Regions from separate parts of the Homo sapiens genome. Here region 1 is linked to region 2. Evidence: chromatin contacts called from ENCODE Hi-C data. All regions are on one chromosome and are shown on one strand. The core of a region is the stretch at or near the end of the contact, and the rest is flanking DNA. Distances in the headings are between cores, read along the strand shown. Region 1 holds the start of ATG16L1 (autophagy related 16 like 1). Region 2 holds the start of PDE6D (phosphodiesterase 6D).

Evidence for each region. A loop is a pair of places that touch in the nucleus more often than their neighbours do. Pooled maps may share reads with other maps.
Region 1: a map of CD4-positive, alpha-beta T cell shows a loop between it and region 2 (11-fold over the local background). The contact joins the promoter of ATG16L1 here to the promoter of PDE6D in region 2. A Hi-C loop is called at or near these places in 5 of 168 maps with a recorded cell type or tissue (CD4-positive, alpha-beta T cell, CD8-positive, alpha-beta T cell, gastrocnemius medialis and 1 more), 2 of 37 single-sample maps with no recorded cell type and 19 of 50 pooled maps.

The regions. Positions count from the first base shown.
Region 1 is chr2:233,248,269-233,255,125 of GRCh38, forward strand. ATG16L1 (autophagy related 16 like 1) reads left to right here and starts at 3,405. Exons shown (of 18, transcript NM_030803.7): 1 at 3,405-3,674. The coding sequence starts at 3,560. RefSeq lists enhancers at 1-212, 2,993-3,692.
Region 2 is chr2:231,775,262-231,782,955 of GRCh38, forward strand. PDE6D (phosphodiesterase 6D) reads right to left here and starts at 6,021. Exons shown (of 5, transcript NM_002601.4): 1 at 5,804-6,021. The coding sequence starts at 5,853. It also overlaps a transcript of COPS7B not described here. RefSeq lists enhancers at 5,188-5,267, 5,818-6,047 and silencers at 5,211-5,434, 5,558-5,607.

The DNA of each region.
Region 1 (6,857 bases), core at 2,155-4,654, 1.5 Mb after region 2:
GTGAAATACTACTCAGAAGAATGCACAGCCCGTAGCACTGTAGAAGTGTTCCTGCTTATTTGTGATCTCCCAGAGTCTACCATGCTTTGACATAAGTGGTTTCATCAATAAATATGTGTTTATTTCTATAACTTTTTTTTTTTTTTGAGACAGAGTCTCACTCTGTCGCCCAGGCTGGAGTACAATGGCACAATCTCGGCTCACTGCAACCTCCACCTCCCGGGTTCAAGCGATTCTCCTGCCTCAGCCTCCCAAGTAGCTGAGATTACAGGCGCCTGACACCACGTCCAGCTAATTTTTTGTATTTTTAGTAGAGATGGGGTTTTGCCATGTTAGACAGGCCGGTCATGAACTCCTGACCTCAGGTGATCCACCTGCCTCAGCCTCCCAAAGTGCTGGGATTACAGGTGTGAGCCACCGCGCCCGGCCCAACTTTTTCATGCATATGTAGTATATATATATATAATGTCTACCTATTAGAAAATGCATATAAAATACACATATAAGAAAAAAACCCAGCAACACCACTGCCTACAGATAATACTATTATCAGTATTTTCACATATTCCATTCATTAATTAAATAACATTTACTGAGCACCTAATACATAAAGGGCTTCATGCTCTTGCTGGAGATATAATGATGTGCAAAAACAGACACAGCTCTTGTCTCATGGAGTTTACAGTCTACTGGGGGAGACAGACCTTTATCAAGTAATGATACAAATACATGTGAACCTATAACTGGGATCAATGCTATAAAGGAGAGGTACACGCGTAACAGGGAGATAAGATCTGTAACAGGTTGTGAAGGTCTCTCATCCTACTGTTGCGAGGAAGTGACTACTGAAATGAGAACGAACACACAGAAATTAATTTGGAGAAGTCAGAAGGGAAGATGTGCCCAACACAGTAAATCCAAAGGCCCTGCAACGAGAGGGAGCACGGTAAGCAGAAGGAAGTAAGAGGCTTCAGCGTGGCTGTGGTTGTGTGCTAGATAAAGCTGGTGAGTTAGGAGGAGGGCAGGACTAGCAGAGCTTCATATTCTTTCTTTAGAAATTATTCTTCATGTGTTCAACAAATATTTGTCTATGATGAGCTAGGGACATACTCATTTTACATAAATTATGACATATACTGCTGTTACTATCAACAATTTCCAGCAATAAATGTACAGTAATTTAACCAATCTCTTATTGTTGGAAATGTAGATTTTTTTCTCCAACTTCTCATCATTATTATAAACCGCAATTACTTTTACACCAACCTAAAAACAATTCTGCAACAAAGATTTTTGTATGTGGACATGTGTCCAAATATTTCTTGGCATAAATTCCTGCAAGTGGAATTGCTGGTTAGGCAAACTGCAAATTTGTAAACATATTTTTATATATATAGAGAGAGAGTCAGGGTCTTGCTCTGTTGACCAGGCTGCTGGAACACAGTGGTGCTATCACAGCTCACTGCAGCCTTGACCTCCTAGGCTCGAGCGATGCTCCCACCTCAGCCCCATCCCAGTAGCTAGGATTACAGGCACACGCCACCACACTCAACTAATTTTTTGTATTGTTGTAGAGACAGGTTGTGTCATGTTGCCCAGGCTGGTTGGTCTCAAATTCCTGAGCTCAAGTGATCCTCTCACCTTGGCCTCCCAAAGTGTTGGGATTACAGGTGTGAGCCACCATGCCCAACCTTGGAAACATATTTTAATCATAAATGTGGGAAATTAACATGCTCAACTGTCAAGATTTGGTGTAATGGTCTTTTAAGGGTGGTGCCACTGCTGCATTTGAAGGCATTCTCGGTCACTTTCAGAACTTTTTCATTTTCTTCAGCGTGTGAGGAAGTCACTTCTATTTCTGATCCCATTGGATCCTTCCAACGACTTCAGGTCCACTCAATACTGACTACCAGTGAACCATCTTCAACTACAGTGCTAGAAGCCTGACTGTCCTCCTCTCCTCAGCCTAAGTTCTTCTTATCTGTCTCTGAAGGACCTTCCTCTGGACTTGAGACACACTGGAAGAGAAGGTAGTTTCTGATATTCCTTTCCTCTTTTGGCCAACTACTTTGTCTGGCTCCATTTTCATGCAGTAAATTCACTAATTGTTAAAGGCAGATGGAGCTCCAGCAACTCTATTACAGAACTGGGTTTTCCATTCTACTGAGCTTGTTCACAGACACAACTTTCTCAGGAGCCAGTGTGTCTTCATCTCCCCCTTTCAACATCTACAGCCTCAGATTACCTTCTAAGGCTCCATTTATTGTCAGGCCACAATTTCTAGGATTCTAACAATGAAGACAAACTCTGATACACAATTCACATCTTTCTTAGCTCCCGTTTCCAGTTCTCTTCTCCATTGCAAACAAAAACAAAAACCCCAAACAAACCACAAAACCTGTTTCCAAGTTCAGTGGGACACTCTTCCCAACGCACCCTGACTTCAGGTATGTAAGAGTTAAGAAACAAGAAAGAAACACGAAAAGCAGCTTAACAATCAAAGACAGGTTTATTTTGGAGAATAAACCTGAGAGGGGCTTCTTGTCGATTTTGGTCAGGAGCGTTTTCTCTTACACACTAAGGGTGTTTAAGGGTTTACGAAGCGGTGAGCTTATTGCAGGTTCGTAATGTTTCTGTATGAGGGAAAGTTTATTGCAGGGTTGGAAAGTCTCTGGCCGGAGGGGAGGCTATCTCTGGGTTGGCATGTTTCTGGTTGGAAGTGGGTTTATCTTAGGGTTGGAATGTTTCTGGTTATGCTGACATTAGCCATTAGGCTGATGTTTTTGGGTTGGATTTAGGCAGTTTCTTAATCAAGGGGAACTTAAAATGGTGGCAGTTGTCCAAGATGGCAATGCTCCTGCTGTCAGGGTAGGCCTTGGGAAGACACCAGGTGTCTTTGTAAACTTAGGTTTCCCCTGTACCAAGCACAGTGCTGACTGCATTACATGGGTTTTTCTTTTTACTATTCGTGACAACCTTCTGAGGTAGGTATCATTACTGTCCCCATTTACAGATGAGACAACTGAGGCTTAGGTAGGCTGTCACTCATCCACAGCCACAGAGCTACTATGGAGGGAACCCCATTTGTTCCTAAACTGCGATTAAAAATAAAAGTGGGGGGAGACAGGCCAAGAAAAAAAACACGAAAAGGGTTGAAAAGCAGCAAAAGAAAAGTAAGCAGTCAGGCGGAAACGGCCCCTTTCCTGCCTCCTTCCCGCCCGGCGCTGGGCCTTGCGCAGGGCCCGGACGCCCCCAAGCGGCCACCTCTCTGCAGCTGACGCTTCCGGCTACAGGCTGGCGTCACTAGCGAGCGCCCTGCGTAGGCACCGGCTCCTGAGCCCGTGCTTCGGGTGAGGGGGCGGGTCTTCCGGCCCTCTCGAAAATCATTTCCGGCATGAGCCGGAAGACCGTCCCGGATGGCCTCGGGGACTGCCAGTGTGTGGAGGTGAGCTCCGGGATTGCCGGCATTCCCGCTTCTGCTGGTTGCTTCATGCTGCAGGCTGCGGCCGTCAGCCCTCGCTCGCATTGGTGGCGCTGAGGTGCCGGGGCAGCAAGTGACATGTCGTCGGGCCTCCGCGCCGCTGACTTCCCCCGCTGGAAGCGCCACATCTCGGAGCAACTGAGGCGCCGGGACCGGCTGCAGAGACAGGCGTTCGAGGAGATCATCCTGCAGTGTGAGCGGCGCCGGTGCGGGCTGGGAGTGGGGCGGGCGGGCCCCGCGGAGGCATGCGGGGCGTCAGCGGGAACCTGAGGCCGAGTCCCTGGCGCCGCCCGCACGCATGGCGGCCGCCCCGGGTAACCCGCGCTTGGGACGCCGCACGCCTTTTAAATGTTTTTTCTAACCTGCGTTTTATCTTTGGAGGATTTTCCCTATTAAATTGTACGATCTTTGTGGGGAGGCACAGTTCGTGTTTGTATTTGTAAATCCCAGTAGCTCATACAATGCTTATGCACTTAAATAGGTCCCAGAAACATCCCATCTATGGGGTCATGTTAATGAAACGGTCGTTGACTTTCAGTCGCAGAATTAACATTGCCTTCTCAATGCACTGGAACGGGTGGCCTTTGATTCCTCAAACTTACTTCCCTTACTCCACCTTGGTGGTTTTTTTTGCGGGGAAACGGGATAGGGGATCAGGGTCTTGCTGTGTCGCCGAGCCTGGAGTGCAGTGGCGGAGATCACGGCTCACTGCAGTCTCAAACTCCCAGGATCAAGTGATCCTCCCACCTAAGCCTCCCGAGTAGCTGGGATTACAGACGCGCTTCACCACGGTCGGCTAATTTTTTTAAAAAAAAATTTTTTGGAACGAGGTCTCACTGTGTTTCCCAGGCTGGTCTCCAACTCCTGCGCTCAAACGATCTTCCCACCTCGGCCTCCCAAAGTGCTGGGATTATAGGCGTGAGCCACCGAGCCCGGCCCCACCTTGGTGTTAATATCGTAATATCTTTTAGGCGGGACAGAACCTTTACTGTTACTGAAATCTTCAGTATGAAAGAGGTGGTTTTCTTTCCCCTTACTGCTTGCAGCTTAAGGGTACAAAAATGTTTGTACCTTTACCTAAATTATAATGGTCCTAAGGTGGTTCCATCTGCGTCTGAAAGTAAACCTGACGACTTTCTCAAGTTATGCTGTTGATGATATTCAGAATAATAATTGCTACCTTATATTGCATTCTGATTGTGCAAAATCAGTAGTTCTCAAACTTAGCTCCACATTAGAATCACCTATGGATCTTTAAAAAATTACAAATCCCAAGCCACACCCCAGACCAACTAAATCACAAGTATCACAGTACACAAGTATCAGTGTGTGTGTGTTTGTGTTTGTGTGAGATTAAGCCTAGAACTGCATGCCAAGTTATCAGTGTTTTTTGATGCTTCCCAAATGACTACTGTGCAGACAAATTTTAGTACTGTGGTAAGTATTTGCATGTGTTATTTTATCTTTCCCAAAATTCTGTGTATGAAGCAGGAACTGTTATTGCCATTTTCACACATGGAACTGAGGCCAAGAGAGATTAGGTAACTTCTGAGGTTGCACAGCAGGTTAATGGTGAGACTGGGTTTTTTTGTTTTTTTTTTTTTTTTTTTTTGGAGACAGAGTCTTGCTCTGTCACCTAGGCTGGAGTGCAAGTGGCGTGATCTCAGCTCACTGCAACCTCCACCTCCCAGGTTCAAGAGATCCTCCTGCCTCAGCCTCCCTAGTAGCTGGAACTATAGGCAAGCACCGCCACGCCCAGCTAATTTTTGTATTTTTAGTAGAGACAGGGTTTCACCATGTTGGCCAGGCGGATCTTGAACTTCTGACCTCAGGTGATGTACCTGCCTCAGCCACCCAAAGTGCTAGGATTACAGGCATGAGCCACAGTGACCAGCCGGGACTGGAATTTGAACTTAGGCTTGATGACTAACTTTTGCATTTGCTTTTCTCACTGGCTCCCCCAGCAAATGGTTCTTTGCTTTCACTGCACCCATTGTTTTAACAAAACTAAGAAGAAAGAGGATGCTTTGCTGTTCTAGGAGGCCCTGAAGAACAGTGCTGTTTCAGAAAGCCAGAAGCACAAGAAGTCCCTCTTCCTCAAAACATGATTCCCTGACAGATGACATAAATCAGTTCATTAGGTGCTTATTAGGTGCTTATGCTTTAAAAGCTAATATCCTTTGAAAGTCAAATTGGGTGGGAGGCTTGACTCACCCCTCACTGAACATTTTCACTTACTTTCTGAGTCTGTTTTGCCTCATCTATAAAATGGGGATGAAGCTTGCCCTGCCCACTTCATAAAAACAGTGCTGTGCATATAAGTGCTTTCAAAGCCATCTGTATAATAGCTTGTAATTGTAAAGCGTTATCTCTTTGACACAAATGGAATGTTTTCCTGCACTTTGAAAATGGCATCTTGATGGGGCAGGAGCATGTAGAACAGTCAGAATAAGAGGTCACTTGTGGAGAGCAGATAGCTTTAAAGGGTGCTAGAGTAGCGAGTAATACCTGCCTGAGGGACCAGGACAGGAGACCGGGATGAGAAGCTAACAAGAGGCAGGAGAGTGAGACAGGCTTTGCATGTTAAGATCTTCTGTTTAGGCAGAGGGATTGACATTTAGGGAGATCATTTCTATTATAGTTTGTGAAACACCTTCATTCCACTCATTCCAGCCTTCCCAGGCCAGTCAAGCTCTGACCCTCCATCAGCCTGGAGTCTATTCTCTGTTCAGTCCGTGCCTTTGAGTCTGAAGAGAAAGGTGGAAAGAAGCCGTAGGGGGAGGGAAAGGCTTCCCTCCATCTCCAGCCTTCTCTTCAGGGAGGAACCTTTGGGAAGGACTCCTTTTGAACGCCTGTGTTTTTTGAAAGAACCTAAAATTATCACAGGGCACTAAGCTTTGGTTTAACATCTGAAGGTCTTACTAGAGCCCTTTGACACTGGTGGATTTTAAACCATAATTTCCCAGGTTGAAACCAATGTCCAGTTTGGCTAATTCGTTTGACCAATAGATGAGAGTGTTTCTACCCAGGAGTTCTCTTTTCAGGTATCAAAAAGTGGGACTCAAAACTCTTTAAAAGGAGAAACAAGCTCTTTTAACAGGAATAGTCACTAGCATAAACCCTGTCTTGTTCTGCTTGGTACCTGCAGAACAGGTACCCACATCTGATCTTACTGGTGCCTGTGTACCTATTACTCTTATTTTTTATTTCATTTCATTTGTTTATTTATTTATTTATTTATTTAGAGACAGTCTCACTCTGTCGCCCAGGCTGGAGTGCAGTGGCGCGATCTCAGCTCACTGCAACCTCTGCCTCCCGAGTTCAAGCGATTCTTGTGCCTCAGTCTCCCTAGTAGCTGGGACTGTGGGCAAGTGCC
Region 2 (7,694 bases), core at 4,771-7,270:
TATATTATCAATCTTTTAAATCTGTGTCAATTAATTGGGAAGAGATAGTCCATTATTATTATTATTGACAGGGTCTCACTCTGTTACCCTGGTTGGAATGCAGTGGGGCACAGTCTTGGCTCACTGCGACCTCCACCTCCCAGGCTCAGGTGATCCCCTCACCTCAGCCTCCCAGTAGCTGGGACCACAAGCATGCACCACCACACCTGGCTAATTTTTGTGTGTGTTTTTTTTTTTTTTTTGTAGAGGCGGGGTCTTGCCATGTTGCCTAGGCTGGTCTCAAACTTCTAGGCTCAAGCAATCCACCCACCTTGGCCTCCCAAAGTGCTGGGATTACAGGCATGAGCCCCTGCACCCGGAAGATAGTCTATTATTTTAACAAGGTTGAGCATGTCCTCATTTATTCATTGGTCATCTGCTTTTTCTTCTAGGAACTGCTTGTTCATATCCTTTGTCCACTTTGAGTTAAATGCTTATCCTATTGATTTGTAGGCAGCCATTTATATTCTGGATATTATAATATCTGACGTATAAATGAATTAAATAAATAAATGGAGACAATAAGCCAATATTAAAAAAAAGCTACATTACTACTCTGTATCTTATACCAAAGAAAATTCAGATGGATTAAAGATAATGAAATCATAAAAGCATAATTCATTCTTATGGAAGTCTGTCAGTTTCTTGTTAATTTAATAAAGTTATATTTTTATGTTGATGAAAAAGCTATTCAAATAGGCAAAACAGTAGATACAGACTATACTAGAAAGCTAGTATAAGAGTACTGTGACAAATGCTAGGTGCAGTGGCTCACGCCTGTAATCCCAGCACTTTGGGAGGCCTGAGGTCAGGAGTTCGAGACCAGCCTGGCCAACATGGCGAAACCCCCTCTCTACTAAAAATACAAAAATTAGCCGGGCGTGGTGGCAGGTGCCTGTAATCCCAGCTACTTGGGAGGCTGAGGCAGGAGAATCGCTTGAACTCCGGAGGTAGAGGTTGCAGTGAGTTGAGATCACATCACTGCACTCCAGCCGGGGTGACAAGAGCAAGACTCCGTCTCAAAAAAAAAAAAAAAAAAAAAAGAGTACTGTGACAAATCTGTCAGTGAAAGCAACTGAAAGTAACTATCTTTGGAAATCATAAACATGGTAAATCTATTATTAAGTGAACAAAGTAAGTTACAAAGTGATATTTACAATTCCATTTTTATAAAAAACACATTAAACATTAGCTACATTAGAAGGCTATATTAAATAATATTTACAAAGGTCACTCTAGGTGGCTGGCGTTTGTAATAGGAAAATTAAATAGAATTTTAAAAAATGCATTGCTTTTGAAGATATTCCTTCTAAACAGACATAAAGCTGGTTAAGCTTCTGGAAAGAAGGGACTGTAAGTTATTCATTTTTGTATCCTTCAAGTGTAGAGTGCCCTATACATAATAGTCACCCAACAGACCTTTGTTGAAGGAACGAAATGGGAAACGTGGGATTTACAAACATCAATCTCTATGTCAGCTGCTTAAAATAATCAAATCCAAAATATTTGCAGGAGAATCATATTGTTCCCCAAGTAACATTTCATTCATAACATTAATTTACAATTAGGAAATGTTATGCTTTTAACAAACAAGAAAGAAATGCAAGGTTCTTAATGTGTATGAGAGCCTTGCATTTCTTGAGAGGTAGTATAGCGCCACAGTCCAGTATAGCTCTTAACCACTATGCTATATTACCTTGTATGGATCTAGGGATCCAGGAAAATACAAATCGAAACAATGTGTTGTCCAAACTGGCAAAAATAAAAAAGATTGACCTAGTCAACGTGGAAAACTGAGTACTATCAACACTGTTGGCAGGAGATCATAATGGTGCTCTTTTTGTAGTGATAAACTCTTCTCACAAAAACAGATACTCTGAAAGAGGTAGGGTGAGATGGGGTGAAGGTGATACAAGAATAAAATCTTATAAGATTTTGTTTTTGAAACAACTGATGGCAAATACAAAGCTTCTACTGAATTCACTCAGACCATGCCTAATTTATGCATACAGTATTCACTTTTATGCAGTATCTTTAAATTTTTTTTTTTTAGAGTTGGGGGTCTCGCTATGTTGGCCAGGTTGGTCTTGAACTCCTGGCCTTGAGCAATCCTCCCACCTAGGCCTCCCAAAGTGCTGGGATTACAGGTGTGAGTCACCATGCCCAGCCAAGTCCTCATGTTTCTATCTACTATGGGCATATGGGCAAGCTTCCATGTGAACAAAAGGGGCACATATTTGTAGGGACCTTAAACACACATATTATGTTAGTCACAGACCATTCTATTGTAAACTATACTAAATCATATTATAAAGCTATAATAATTCAATCAAATGTGTATAGGTACAAGAAGAGACAAATAGATCAATGAAACAGAAATAATCCAAAAAAAAACCTATGTCTTATGAAAATTTAGTATATGACAAGGATGGCATTTCAAAACAGTGAGGAAAAGATGGACTAACTACTTAGTAAATAGTACTGGAACTATTGGCTATCCAAACAGCAGAAGTACTTAGATGTCTACCACATACCAAATGTGTAAATACGTTCCAGGTGGATTAAAGAGCTAAACATTGAAAAGAGAAGAAAAGATAGGATATTTAGTTAATCTTGGGATAAGAAAGATCTTTTTAAACAAGATACAAAATGCAAAAGCCAGATGGCAAATATTAATAAATTTGAGGCCAGGCACGGTGGCTCATGCCTGTAATCCCAGCACTTTGGGAGGCAGAGGCAGGCAGATCATGAGGTCAGGTGTTTGAGAACAGCTTGGCCAACATGGTGAAACCCCATCTCTATTAAAAATACAAAAATTAGCTGGGCATGGTGGCATGCACCTGTAATCCCAGCTACTCAGGAGGCTGAGGCAGGAGAATTGCTTGAACCTGGGAGGCGGAGGTTGCAGTGAGCCAAGATTGCGCCACTGCATTCCAACTTGGGCAACAGACCAAGACTCCGTCTCAAACAAATGAAATAAAATAAATTTGAAATGACAATTTAAAAATTCTGTTCAACAAAAAAGGAGACAATACATTGAAAGAAAATATTTGCAAAATACATAATAGGCAAAGGATTGATATTACAATATGTAAAGAACATCTACAAATAAGAAAAATAAACAATAGTAAAATGGGCAAAAACAAAATTAACAAACAATTTACAGAAGAAAAAGAAATGGCCAAATAGAAGAGATGTGCAACTTCTCTAATAATAACAAGAATAACACTGGCTAAAGCATAATGCTCACTGTGGATCAGGTGCTTTTCTAAATGCTTTAGATATCAACTCATTTACTCTTACAGCCCCATGAGATAGGTACTATTATTTTCCCCATCTTACAGATAAGAAAATTGAGGTGAGGTTAAAGCAGTTGCTCAGGGACACACAACTAGGAGCGCAGGGCTGGAATTCCAATGCAGGCAGTATAGAGACATAGTCCAGTATAGCTCTTAACCACTATGCTACATTACCTTTTCATGGATCTAGGGATCCAGAAGAATACCAATTAAAACAATGTATCATTTGTTATCCAAACTGGCAAATAAAAAAGACTGACCTAGTCAACGTGGAAAACTGAGTACTATCAACACTGCTGGTGGGAGAACATAATGGTGCTCTTTTTGCAGTGATAAACTATTCTTACAGAAACAGATACTCTGAAAGAAAGTTCAGAAAATCTATTTACCCAATAAAAGGTGGACAATAGTCAGTTTCTTACTAAAACATTAATTTTACTTTTTCCTGAAGGTAGTAGCATATCTTAACATTCCTGCTTTTCTTTTCTCTCTTACTCCACAAATGCCCAGTAAAGGCTACCAGAGGATGAGCACGCCACTGCTCTCATGCTAACTTTTTGATGTGGCTGCTTCCCTTGTGCTTCAGGATTTAATCAGCTCAGGTCAAGCTTTTCCCAAAAGCCTGTTTCTGGATGCACTAACATCACTGAATCGGTTGATTCGCTTTTCCTTCCAGTGGGCTGACACAGATTCTGCTTTCTGAAACTCTTTTCCGTATTTGTCTCTTATCCTCTTTCTCAACAGGTTCAAGAGCTAAGACTGAAGGTGAGAAGCTCAAACTTTTCTGCTTTGTTCAAAAGCCATTAAAAAGGCCTTTCTTCTTTTCAGCAATACGGTATTTCCAATCAGATGAAAACGTTGCTTCTGAAATCTCTCAATTCTCCAGTTTCCGGTTTACTGTCTACAAAGCATGTTAAGTAGCAATATTATTACATTGTTAGATGTTAATAGTATAAATTATTTGAGGGAAAAATAAAATCCATGTCATAGCTTTTCCAGCACTTCAGTCATCCCTATATACCTATTTGATCCATTATGGAGAGAAACACAGAAAGGCACATGGAGCTATAAAAGAGGCTGCTACTAAACCAAAACATGAAAGTACTGAAAGTTTATCACAGATGGTAGTATGCAAAGGTGATACAGCCTTTAGTTTTTTTAAAAAGCATAGATCAATTTCCATTCGAAAAATCTCACTTGTACATCCAAAACTTCCTTTTTGCACTGTGGTCTAAAATGTATTACCAACTTGGTTTCTGATTATAGCAAAGCAATTAAATTTGCAAGCGTGACATGGACATTGTGAAAACGCAACAGAATACCAAGAAAACAGTGCTTTACTAAACCTCCAAGGGAGGAGCCCTGAAGTGGTGACTACCTTTTCACTGAGGGAGCAATTTAAGAACGTTCGTACTATAGATTACAGATAGGATGCATGAAGAGATTAAAGTTGGCAGGAGAATGGAAAATTTGAATATCCAAGTTTGCATTTTTTCATCTGCATCATATGGTGACAGACTAACACACTCCACGAAAACACAAAGCTTCCTTACGGAGAGGATGCAAAAGGGGCACCACAACAGGCCCGAGGCAATGATTTCTCTACCCCACTCTATCCTACCGTGGCCCCAGCGACATCACACCATTGCTGGACAGCTCCACCACAGCTAGGCATAACCGCACCGACAGGAGCGAGCAAAGACACCTCGGCTAGGAGTCCCAGCGCGAGGCACCCCACACCTAAGCCTATGGTCCTCATCTTGCTGGAAAGAAAACTGAGGCGCTGAGGGGGAAGCAGTGACCAATGCCTGAGAAGGCCAAGAGTGTTAAGACGAGGTCGATCTTGGACTTCTCTTTCCCCACCTCCCCCAACTACTCCAGTCCTGGAAGAAGCCACAAGTTTGGAAGAGAAGTTGTGGAAACCAGACGGGGGTGGGGTGCGGTGCGGTGCGGTGGGGGACCTGAGAGAGTTTTAAAAGCACTGGTATTTGTCCCACACAAGGTCGCCCGCTCCAAGTCACTGTTCCCCGCTCCCCGGGTAGGCTTATAGCCAAAGAGGCTTCTAGGCTTCGAGATCAGCCCACCGCGCCCCCTCAGCCCTTCTCCGCGGGCCGCAGCCCCATCCCGGCCTCTGGGTCCCGGCCGGGGATCGGAACCCAGCCGGCTTCTCCGACAGCGTTTCCGACGCCCGGCACCTCTCGCAGCCCCGTCCCCCAGGCTCCCCCGTCTCCACCCGCCACCCCCCGGCGCTCCCGTCAACGTCCCCTTCCTCCCTCAGGACGCCCCTTGGGGCGCCTCTCGCGCCGGGTCCCGCCGGGTGCTCGGCACGCTGTTCCTTTCCTCTCCCCTCCCGCGGCCCTTCTTCTGTGGGGCCCACCTGGCGCGGCCCCCGCCCCCGGCCAGTCTCCTCAGTGAGCGGCCGCCTCCCAAGTCCTCCCGGCCCCGCCCCGCTCCCGGACGGATACAGTTTGAAGCCCCTCAGGATCTCCCTGGCCCGCTCGTCCTTGGCTGACATGATGCGGCGGTCGCCGCCCGCGGCTTTCTCACTCTGGTCGGCGGAGCCTCGCAGACGGTGCCCAGGAGCCGAGGATGGAGCCGCAGCCCGGCTTGGAGACCTCGGGCTAGCAGCCGCAGCGGCCAGACCAGGACCGGCCTCTCTCTCCCCTCAGCTCCCGCTTCTGATCCCTTCTCCTTCCCCCTAGCCTCGCAGTGCCCTCCTGGAACCAATGGAAAGCCAGCCTTGGCGATTGGCATCTCAACCAGCCAGTAGGAGCGCGCAGCGGCTTCGCAGGGGGACTGTTAACGTCAATGGGAAGGGCCCTCCCCGGGAAGTCCCATAGGACACAATATTCATCTGGTGTTGTTGCCTAGAGTTTGTCCCAGCGGAGGGTTGGCTTCGGATCTGCAGAGGCTTTAGGGACCTGCTCCAGCCACTGAGCACACTAGCCGTCTGAGACGGCAGCTGAGTTGCACTGTGCGACGCGACAGAGACTACATTTCCCAGCATTCCAGCGGCGCACTCGGGGGACCACAGATCCCAGCGCACCACAAAGAGGCCCGGGGACTACAAATCCCAGCATCCCCTGCACTCGGTTCCTCTGTAACTTAGACTCCAGTGTGCCGCGCAGTGTGCGCAAATTCACAAACCCGCCCGCTGAGTTGGTCGTTTCGGAATCCCGAGACTTGAAACCCAACGGGAAGACCCTTCTCACCCTCAAAAGAAGATGACAGCCCGCAGAGAGTTAACTTCTGTTTACATGGAACTCAGACATCTGCAAATCATGGTAAGGCTGCAAACAACAAACAAAAACACTGATTAAACCGTGAAAGAGAACAAAATGACTTCTTCAAATCGTGCTTGTTTGTTGGTCTGAGGCGCCTTTTACATGTATTTCAGGGTTTTTTGCTGTATTCCTGGTTTGCACCGGGAGAGCTATGGATTGTATACTCAGAATATCAAAACATAAAGGGACTTTGCTAATCTATCCCCTGTTGTTACGTATGAGGAAATTGAGGCCCAGAGAGGCGAAGGGATTGGCCACAGATCACAGCAAGTTCGGGCAGAGTTAGAATTCAGCCCTAAGTCGGCTGACTTGCAGTCTGGACTCTTTGCACCACACTAAGGAGGTGATATTTTTAGCAGCATGGCAATGTGAATTATTCTCCTTGAACGGTTTTCCTATCCACTGTTGAAACACCCAGAATTAGGTAGCATTTATTTGGTGGATTTCTTGCGAGTGAGGGAGTGTGATATTTATTTATTTTCAGCCTAGGTAGGATTTGGTGTTTTGTTTTTTGCCACTCAAGGTGACATTTAATGTGATTTCAGGAAGTAGGTAAAATTACAGTGTGAGCCACGGTTTCCTTGGAAACCTCCTCTGTCCTTCTCTTGGCCTTCCTTCCTCTGCCTGTCCCCACTTTCACCCATCTGGGAACTCACCCAATTTTTTCTTCCATGTAATTCAACAAATATCTTTTCAGCCTGTTATTTGTCAGGCACTGAGTGGGTAAAAGGTGAAGGACATGGTCACTGCCACCAGGAAGATGAACATATATTTAGGGAAATAAGGAGACTCCACTGAGATTCAAGATGGAGTGTGATAAAATGGCATAAAGAAATGACATCAGAATGCTAAGGAGGCCCTGATGAAAAGGTTCATTGCAGCTGGCAAAACTTTAATGGACAAGGTGGCATTTGAACTTGAATTTTTTTTCCATGTTAAAAAAGTTTTTTTTTTGTTAATGAGGTGTAACATACAGTATGGGAACAATTTTCACATAGGTATACACCCCTGTCGCCACTACCCAAATCAAGATATAGAACATTTCTAGCACACTTAGTGCTCCCTCCCAATC